Linked DNA regions of Homo sapiens: regions 1 and 2 are each linked to region 3. A link is a contact called in ENCODE Hi-C or POLR2A ChIA-PET data. All regions are on one chromosome and are shown on one strand. The core of a region is the stretch at or near the end of the contact, and the rest is flanking DNA. Distances in the headings are between cores, read along the strand shown. Region 1 overlaps ZMIZ1-AS1 (ZMIZ1 antisense RNA 1). Region 2 overlaps ZMIZ1-AS1 (ZMIZ1 antisense RNA 1). Region 3 overlaps ZMIZ1-AS1 (ZMIZ1 antisense RNA 1).

Region 1 (2,973 bases), core at 226-2,725, 38 kb after region 3:
GTCCCCTTATGAAGCCATCCAGGTCCTGGGTCTTCTATCTCACTCCCCTGGGCCTCCGTTTCTTCATCTGTTAAATGGGAATGTGAACCTCATGAGATGGGTGGGATTTTAAGGATTCAGTGGAACAACTAGCACCCACAGCACTTCACAGTACGTAAAAGCCTGTCCCATCTGTTTTCCTGACAGAATGCAGAGCTCCTTCCCTGGCGGAGCTGGAGACAGATGGGCACTGGGAAGGTGAGATACTCACACAAGAAAGTTCAGAGTGCTGTGGCGTGGGTGCAGCTCAGGCGGGGATGGGCAGCACTCATGTGGATGCGACGTATATGGGGTCCTTTGTGATACAGCCCAGTGGTGGTACCGCGGTCTAGGGTGGACAGACAACTGACAGCAAGTTCTGCTGAATTCTTGGGGGAGACAGTGTCTGGAGCAGTGGTCTCTGCAAGGCCACAGCTTACCTGGCCCTCTCAAATCAGTCACTAGTGTCTAGGGGGTCCCTGAGTGTCAAGAATAACCAGCCTTGGAAATCCTTTGCCCTGGGCCCTGTTCTACTCAGGGAAGGGCCTGCATGGCCTGAGGGCTGGACACACTCGAGAGGGGACACACCTGCTTGTCTGCTCACATGTTCACACATGTACACATGTGTGTACACATGTACATATATACTCTGGATTGACCCCCTCACTTGCATGGACCTGAGTGTCTCATGTCTTTTTCTATGTAGGACACATGGAAAAATGATTCCCAAGCAATTTCCAGGAAGAATATTCTATCTAGTTCCCTCTCACCTCCCACTACCTCCATTTTATAAACTGGGAAACTGAGGCCAGAGAGGGTAAGTGGTTTGCCCAGGGTCCCACAGCAGGAGCAGCAAGTGTGACACCAGGGTGTCCTAACCTGTGTCTGGGACGTCCCAGCCAGGTGACTTCTATCTTGCCAGGGAGTGTGTTACAGCGAGCTCTCCTCAGCTCAGCAACCCCGTTTTACAGATGGGCAAAACCGACCTGGCCATGATCTCATCCAAAGGGCACCCATGTCTCGATCACGCAGAGTCGAGACTCAGGCTCTGAGTGGGAGCCCTGGGCTATGGGTTTTGCCCCACATTGCTGGGAAGTTCCAGGGGTGTAGCTGCTGCCAGGAGAGCTCATTCAGATTGTAACTTACAAATGAAAAGGGAATTTAATAAACAGGGTTCCATGCAGGAGCCCGGGGCCAGCCTTTCCCTGCAGCCACCCACCTGCGGCTGCCTGCCCCAAGGGCCCTCCCCACCAGCTTGGGGCCCCTGTGGCCGGCCAGCAGCCCTGCCTGGGCCTCCTCCCCGCCCTGCCCCCAGTGCTGCTGACACAGGCTCCTTCCTGGCCTCTCACCTCCACAGCCCTCTCCCGCCCTCCCGCTGGCCGGCTGCAGTAACAAGATGCCCTTTGTGTGTGCTGGCAGGGGAGGGGGCTGCGGGCAGGCTCCTGCGTGGCTTCTTGCTGCTGAGTCACAGCTCCCTGCCAGGCTCTGGGAACAGAGTCGCAGGTGACTGGCCAGACGGCACAGAGCCCAAGATCTTGGAGATGACCTCAGACAACCCCTTCCTTGCACGGGAGGGGACGTCGAGTCTCAGAGAGGGGAAGGGGCTGCTGCATGCTTTTCTGGGGGCAAACATCAAGATTGGGCACCTCTTCCTGCAGGTTAAGGGCTCTCAGGCTGGTCCTGTTGTCATAGTAGAGTCCTACTTCTCTCCAGAACAGCCTGAGTGTGTCTGTGTGTCCACATGCATGTGCACACATGCTCACTCATGTCTGTGTTCACGTGTGAGCATCAGGGGTTCAACCGTGTGAGTGTGTCCTTGCGTGAGGCTGTGTGTAAGTGTGTTTGCCCTTCTAGGTCTCCCATGCCTTCTCCCAGAGACACACACGCCTGTTCTCAATGGCATATCTCCTTCCATCTGCTTCTTAGTGCTTACCTGAGCTTCTCCTTGCCCACTGCAGGAGGCACCAGCCCAGGCAAGTGAGTGCCTGTGATGGGCAGCTCATTACCTGACAAGTCACCCCCAGAAACCCAAGGTAGGGTGTCTCTCTGCCCCACTGCACTGTGCTGTGTGGGACTCACCAGCGGGGGCCCAGCCAGAAATGTGTGGTGCTTAGGAAGGTGGGCTCTGGAGACAGGCTGCCTGGGTTTGAATCCTGGCCCTGCCATTTCCTAGCTGTGTGACTTGGGCAAGTTTACTTTTCTTCTCAGAGCCTCTATTTTCTCATCTGTAAAGTGGGGATGATAATAATAGCCTTGCCTCAGGGATTGAGGTTGTACCTCTAAAGATCTTAAAATAGTGTGCAGGTCCTTAAGGAACATTAGCTATTATTATTACTGTTATAGTTGTTCTTGACCCCCAGGGAGCTCTTTGGAGATGCAAGGGGCTGAAGGGGTTGAAGTCTCTGGCAGCATGAGAGGCTCAATTCCCTTGGTCACTGACCAGCAGGCAGTGAAGGGGCGGGGGGCACTCTCCCAGGAAGGAGTCATCTGTTCTGGGCTGTGTCCCCCCCGAGTGGAGCCACCTTCAACAGTATTCCCCAGGAGAGGTCTGCACCATTGGAAGTGACCCCTGGCTCTGTGCATGCTGCCTTCCTAGGTCGCTCAGCTAGAGCAATGGCCAGGCCCTGGGAGGCAGGGCAGGGTGGCCAGACGGCCGGAGCTCCTGCTCCTCCCTCTCCGATGGGCCTTGGCGGGCGGCAGGCTTCCTGTTGCTGCTGCTATGATGCCCCACCTAATGCCGGGGATGGCCATCTGGGCCCAGGGGCTCGAAGAGGGGGCCTGCCGACCATCTGCCTGCTTGGCGTGGGCTGCTTCCGAAGGGCAGCAGGGCGCCTGCCCACAGTAGCTGGGGCAGGAGGAGGCCTCGGGGCTGGTTCTCTGGCCTGGGCAGCCTGTCAGGCTGCAAGCTGCTGCAAGGAGCCCAATCCCCAGAGCTTCCTGCCCTAATTTTCCCTG
Region 2 (3,030 bases), core at 488-2,987, 58 kb after region 3:
AAGTTCTGGGATTATGGCCCTGGGCCACTATGCCCAGCTTGTATTCATTTTTAAACAGCCAATTGAAACAACAGCGTGTGGACATATATACTTTCCTGATTGCATGGAAGCACATATGTGCTACTCATGTGTGCCATTTTATCTAAAATGGAGATTATACCTATGCACTAAGGCGGAAGAATTAAATAAAAGCAATTGTATGCCATAGGCTAGCAGCAGGCTTTACCCAGAATTGGCATTTGACCTGCTATATATATCACAGTTACTGTTACAATTGCTTTTGCCTTTGTTGTAATTTTTTTGTATTGTTTTGTAGCTCTGATGCCACCCAGGTAAGGGCTTTGTGGTATTGGTAAGGTCTTTGGCCACGAGGGGCTCAGGGCCCTTCTGCCCTTGTCCTGGAGCCCAGTTTTCTCGCCTTGTGATGCTCTGGCCTGAGTTGTCTGCAGGCCTCATCTCTGTCTGAGCTCGTCCCCAACCAACCAGGCCAAACTGGTCAGCAGTGCTTGAGCTGGAATGGAGCTTGGTGTCCTGCAGCTTTGGGTGTCCTCTGAGGCTTCTAGGAGCTGGACTGTGTTCTGGTTTTGTCTGCTACTGCCGTGGTGCAGCACACCAGCCTTCCTGAGTGTGCAGAGCTGCACCAATAAACTCTGGCCCTGCAAAACAGCCTCTGCTCTCTCCTGCTGCTGGGGAGCAGCCTGGTAACCCCTGTAGCTTTAGGTAGGAAAGGCTGTTCCCAAGCTGGGTCTTGCCTAGAAGGCTCTCCTTGGTATCTTAGGTCAGGTTCACCAGAAACAGGAGCTGAAGCAGGGATTCCAGTACAAGTGGTGCATTGAGGGGAATTCTCCAGAGACAGTGAGAGAAGCAGGATAGGGGAGGGGAAAGAGCTAAGCAGAGGTGCAAAGTGCAGCCTTCGTCTCATCCCACAGGGAGCTCAGGAGGGGGAATTGCACTGAAGATTTGTCCCATCGTGAAGCAAGAGCACTGGAACTTACACTCCACCATCAGTAAGTCACGGGCAGGGGGCTGACCTTCGGAGGGGTGGGCAAATTTCAGGCATCCTTGGACAAGACTGCTCCCCTTGGCTTGAGAAAGTGTGGTGTGTATTGTTGGCCGCACACCCCATCCTGCAACACCTGGGTGATGGATCCTCATGTCCAGGCAAGGGGCTCTGAGTGGGGCATCAGTCACATTGCCACACCCTTCATGGCCATCTCTTCTCTCCAATGATGACCTTGTATTCTCCCCAGGTTCCATTCTATGTGGCTTAATAAGCACAGGGTTATCTGGGCCTACTGTGGGCCAGGCCCCAGCGAGGGTCTGGGCAGGTTGAAGTATACACAAATAACGGGCTCATCTGGCAGGTCTGTTGGTGCTTCTGCAGATGGCTTCCACATTCACCCCCATCTCATCCCTGGGGCGCTCTTCTTCCCTCTAAACCTGCCCAAGGCTAAGTTTACTAGAGCTGCATGTTGGTATGCATGTTGCATGCTCCAAAGCAGAGGAAGGCCAACCAGGAGAATGTGTTTTTTATTTTACAAAAGCAGCTAGAAAGTACCACTTTCTTTGGGATGGGTGGGTGGAGGTGGAGGAAGGGTCTGCCTAACTTGCCTGCATGTTTTTCTCACTTCTGCACACTTTCTGAGCCAAGCAGAGGAGGCAGCACAGAGAAGCACTCTCTCTCCTGCCCTCCGCTCCACCACCCTCTCCCTCCCTGCTGGGCTGTCTCTGCTGTAGCCCAGGCCTTGTAGCTACTGCTGGGGAAAACAGAAAACCACAGCTATGCAGCACCAAACAGGCCTGCATCATGTTTATGAAATGACAGAGTCCTGGGCCCTTCTCCAAAGAGGCTGGGGCTCCCTGCAACAACTCAGACAGCTCTTCCACATCCAAGGTTGTGCTTAGGAGGCTGCAAGGCTCTTAGTAGTCATTGCTCCAAGTCTCTCATTTCAACAGGGGGCCCAGAGATGGGGAGGGAGTTGGACAAGATCACACAGAGCACTGAGAGCTGGTTAAGGCAAGTCTGAGGAAGGCCAAGGTTGAGGTTCCTGGGTGAGGGCAGGGGGAAGGGGCTCTCATTCAAGTTCAAGTTCATGTTCACATGTGACTGCTCTTAGGTCCCGCCTCCTCTGCTCCCTCATGTCTAATCAGCTGCTTCTTTTCGACCTAAGGGCCCTGTCACAGGAGAACAAAGAAGGAAGGCAGAGGAGATCATGCTCCGGCCAGCAGGGAATCTCCATTTTTTTCAGCCTCATACCTTGGAAAGTACAAAGGAGTGAGAGCTGGGACTACCAGCCAGAGGGTTCATGGAGGTAGTGGGAGGGGAAGATGGGTTCTGCATGGAGCCACTCCAGGGACTTTTCTTCTGTCTCACAGCCTGACAATCACCTCTAGCTGTTCTCAGTCCCATTCTCATCAATGACCTCGTCTCCTGATTTTGTACAATATCTAGGTGACCTTCTCTTCTTTCCATCTTCAAACGCTTGATCATTGATGCTCCCTTTTCTCTTCTCTCTCCTCCTGGGAAAAGAGAAGGACCAACATCCCCCTTTCCCTTCCTCCTGTGCTGTCCCGACCCCTCTGAGACCTGGCTCTAGCAGTAAGTCCCTCTCTCTTCTGCAGCACCAGCCTCTGCCCATCCCTGCCCTCTGCACACAAAGCTCTCACATTGTCTGCACTTTAAGAACTTTTGTGGCAAACCCTGGCAAATCCTGCCACTTGTTTCCACTCTTCTCAAATGGCTTTGAGGTCATCATTGACCTATCCCATTTGACCCTGTCCTGTATCTGATGTTGTACCCTTTCTCCTTGATCCCACTCTGGCAACTCTCCCACTCCCCTTTCTTGGATCAACTGTCTTGCTCCTCAGTCTTGATCAATGCCTCCTTCTCTCTCTTTAGCCTTGGCCCTTTTTGGCCAGGGAAATAAATGTGAAATACATAAAGCTTCATTTTATCTTATGATTATAGCTATGTTGATGTTACCCAAGACCTAAAAGTCACACTCTCTAATTACACTTCCCTCCTGTGTT
Region 3 (2,970 bases), core at 98-2,597:
GAGAAGGGCTGCCCCAGGTGGAAAAGAGCTGAGGTTGCCCCTCCCCGAGCCCTACTATGTGCTGTGTGCTGGACCCCAGGCCAGGCTCTTGCTATGCCTTTGCATAAGGTTAAGTGAAGGACTCTGGAGCCAGCCTCCTGGGCTCAATTCCCATCTCTGCCATATATAAATTTGGTGACTTAGACAAGAGACTTGACCTTTTTGTGCCTGAATTTCCTCACCTGTAAGTGCAGGTTACAGTCGTACCTACTGCATAGGTTTATTGTGAGGAACAAATGAGTCAACGCATGGAAAGTTCTTATTCTGGTTTCAGCACGTAGACTGGGCTCCTAGTTTGCTGTCATTAGCACATCTCCATGAATCCTTACAAACCCTAAGTGGATGCGCCTGGCTTGATGACAGACAGCACAGTGGCCAAAGGTTTGCATACCAGCCAGTCACCCATGCATAGATCTGGTGCTCAACCTATAGCAGGACCCGGGAACATTAAATTTCCTGAGCCTGAATTTCCTCCTCTGTAAAATGCCAATCATAATAATAATAGCAGCTGCTTCTTAGGATTACTGTTCTGATGACATAAGTTCATACCCATAAAGTAGGTCACAAAGTGCCCGGCACAAAGCAAGCTCTTAATAAAGCAAAGTATCGACACTCCCATTTGACAGATGGGAAACAAAGTCTCAGCGAGGGGAAGGGACTTACCCACCAGAGGTAGTCATTAAACTCAGTTTCATCTGAGTGCAAAGCCAAGGCATGCTCCTCTCTAGCCCCGCTCCACCGCCCATGGACAGGGGTCATGTTCAGACCTTCTCAGGCCCTGAAGCCCTCTCTTCAAGGGCTCATAATTGGAAAACCTTGACCACCCTCCTCCTGACCCAGCACACTTATTAGCTAGTTGAACCCGGGTGAATTGAAGTTGCCAAAGGCACCCTGTCTTCCAGGAAACAGGGCCAGCCAAGGCCACTCTGCTGACCTTGGTGGGTGTGACAGGTCCCTGGGTAATCAATCCCCTTTATGACCAAGGCCACCAATTTTCTCCCTCTTTGATTCCCTCTCCTGAAGCCTGGTGCATCCACTCAGCACCTGGTTAGGAAGCTAGGCCAATTTTCCTCCCTTTTGATTTCATTCTGCTCCTGTCTGGCTGCCCAGCCACATGGAGAGTTTGTCAAATGGAATTTCTGTCTCTTGCGGCCGCCCTGCCCTCTGCAGAGTGCTGAACGGGCAGGCAGGATCACCCGGCTCAGTGCCGCAGACATCACTCTCTTGTGATAAGGGCCAGTGCGCACCCTTGAAGGAGGAGCCTGTCATTCTTCACAGTCACCAGGCAGCTGGCGGGTAAGGCCACCTCGCAGACTCAGAGTGGGGGCACAGGATGGCAGCAGACAGCGGGGGCGGCTGGCAGCAGTCCCTTGAGCCCACAGGCTTGGGAGGAGGCAGCTTTGGGTCCCACAAAGGGCAGGGCATAGGGTTGCTGGAATAACAGAGGTCCCTGCCGCTGCTCATCCACATGGCCCAGCATCAGCACGAGATACTACTGGAATGAGGCAGCTCAAACTCAACTCTCGGCTGCCACCAATGCTTTTTTTTTTTTTTTTTTTTTTTTTTTTGAGAAGGAGTCTCGCTCTGTTGCCCAGGCTGGAGTGAAATGGCACGATCTCGGCTCACTGCAGCCTCCGCCTCCTGGGTTCAAGCAATTCTCCTGCCTCAGCCTCCTGAGTAGCTGGGATTACAGGCCCCTGCCACAATGCCTGGCTGATTTTTGTACTTTTAGTAGAGACGGGGTTTCACTATGTTGGCCACGCTGATCTCAAACTCCTGACCTCAGGTGATCTACCCGCCTCGGCCTCCCAAAGTGCTGGGATTACAGGCGTGAGCTGCTGTACCCGGCCAGCTGCACCATTGCTAATAACCATTAAGTCACATTTCATCACACGTAGGTGCCAAACTTGAGGCTTTTGAAATATGCCTGTGTATTCTTTGACATGCCTCCCCTTGAATGTGGGCTGGACTTAGTGACTTGACTTGCTGTCTCCCCTTCTCCAGGCAAGGGGGGAACCCCAGGCATCATAGAAATAACAGCAATCCTTGCTGCTATTCCCCAAACCCCTACTGTAGGCCAGGGACTGGGCTAGGTGGCTACCTGTGGCCTGTTAGTGACTCATTTGATCCTCAACCCCACCAGTGGGGTAGCTGATATTATTAACATCCCCATCTCAAAGATGAGGAAACTGAGGCGCAGAAAGGTTAGCAAATCACTCATGGCATCAGCTTGTAAGTCACAAAGCCAGGGTTGAGCCTCCGTGGCTTGGCCCCAGGGCTTTTCTTAGCCACTGTAATACCCAGTCACAAGGACACTCCCTGCGGGGCAACTGATTGTGCAGCTGAGAGGAGCCAGTGGAGGAGAAAAAGCTAAGAGGTTCCTGAAGGGTGGAGGGTCAACCTCTTTTCTGGAGGAGGATGAGGAAAGCCTTGACTGAGAGATAGGGAGGACTGGGGAGGTCACAGAGGGACCTGTGGGCACAGGGTCTCTGGAAGCTGCCCTGGGAATTCTTGGCTGAACTGTGTGCAATAGAAATCTTTTTTCTTTCTTTCTTTCTTTCTTTCTTTCCTTTTTTTTTTTCCTTTTTCTTGAGACAGGGTCTCTGTCACCCAGGCTGAGTGCAGTGGTGTTATCAAACTCACTGCAGCCTCAATCTCCCAGGCTCAAGCAATCCTCCCACCTCAGCCTCCCAAGGAGCTGGGACTACAGGCATGCATCACCATGCCCAGCTAATTTTTTTGACTTTTTGTAGAGATTAGGTCTTGCTATGTTGCTCAGGCTGGTCTTGAACTCCTGGACTCAACTGATCCTCCCGCCTCAGCCACCCAAAGTGCTGAATTACAGGTGCAAAGGAAATCTTTAAAGCAAAATGCCAAGGAAATACTGTTTGAGTAGGACTGTACCATTTATAATCAGTTTCCACAGCCATC

Evidence for each region. A loop is a pair of places that touch in the nucleus more often than their neighbours do. ChIA-PET counts read pairs that join two places held with the same protein, here RNA polymerase II (POLR2A). Pooled maps may share reads with other maps.
Region 1: a loop to region 3 is called in a pooled map, with 2.0 times the contacts of the local background. The contact joins two enhancer-like sites. A Hi-C loop is called at or near these places in 2 of 168 maps with a recorded cell type or tissue (endothelial cell of umbilical vein and mammary epithelial cell) and 4 of 50 pooled maps. POLR2A ChIA-PET finds 5 or more read pairs at or near these places in 11 of 52 experiments (A549, A673, AG04449 and 8 more).
Region 2: a loop to region 3 is called in a pooled map, with 1.8 times the contacts of the local background. The contact joins two enhancer-like sites. A Hi-C loop is called at or near these places in 1 of 168 maps with a recorded cell type or tissue (mammary epithelial cell) and 4 of 50 pooled maps. POLR2A ChIA-PET finds 5 or more read pairs at or near these places in 1 of 52 experiments (H1).

The regions. Positions count from the first base shown.
Region 1 is chr10:78,963,678-78,966,650 of GRCh38, reverse strand. All of the region lies in intron 5 of ZMIZ1-AS1 (ZMIZ1 antisense RNA 1), which reads left to right. Among named protein-coding and RNA genes, the nearest start is that of ZMIZ1-AS1, 100 kb to the left of the region's middle. RefSeq lists an enhancer at 1,362-1,922. Within about 2 kb of position 1,475, at least 12 of the 41 ENCODE cell types and tissues checked have a DNase peak (open chromatin) inside an H3K27ac peak, as active enhancers do.
Region 2 is chr10:78,943,889-78,946,918 of GRCh38, reverse strand. It overlaps ZMIZ1-AS1 (ZMIZ1 antisense RNA 1), which reads left to right. Exons shown (of 10, transcript NR_024431.2): 9 at 930-1,007; 10 at 2,172-3,030. Among named protein-coding and RNA genes, the nearest start is that of ZMIZ1-AS1, 120 kb to the left of the region's middle. Within about 2 kb of position 1,737, at least 10 of the 41 ENCODE cell types and tissues checked have a DNase peak (open chromatin) inside an H3K27ac peak, as active enhancers do.
Region 3 is chr10:79,001,904-79,004,873 of GRCh38, reverse strand. The region is part of intron 5 of ZMIZ1-AS1 (ZMIZ1 antisense RNA 1); the gene reads left to right. Among named protein-coding and RNA genes, the nearest start is that of ZMIZ1-AS1, 64 kb to the left of the region's middle. Within about 2 kb of position 1,347, at least 7 of the 41 ENCODE cell types and tissues checked have a DNase peak (open chromatin) inside an H3K27ac peak, as active enhancers do.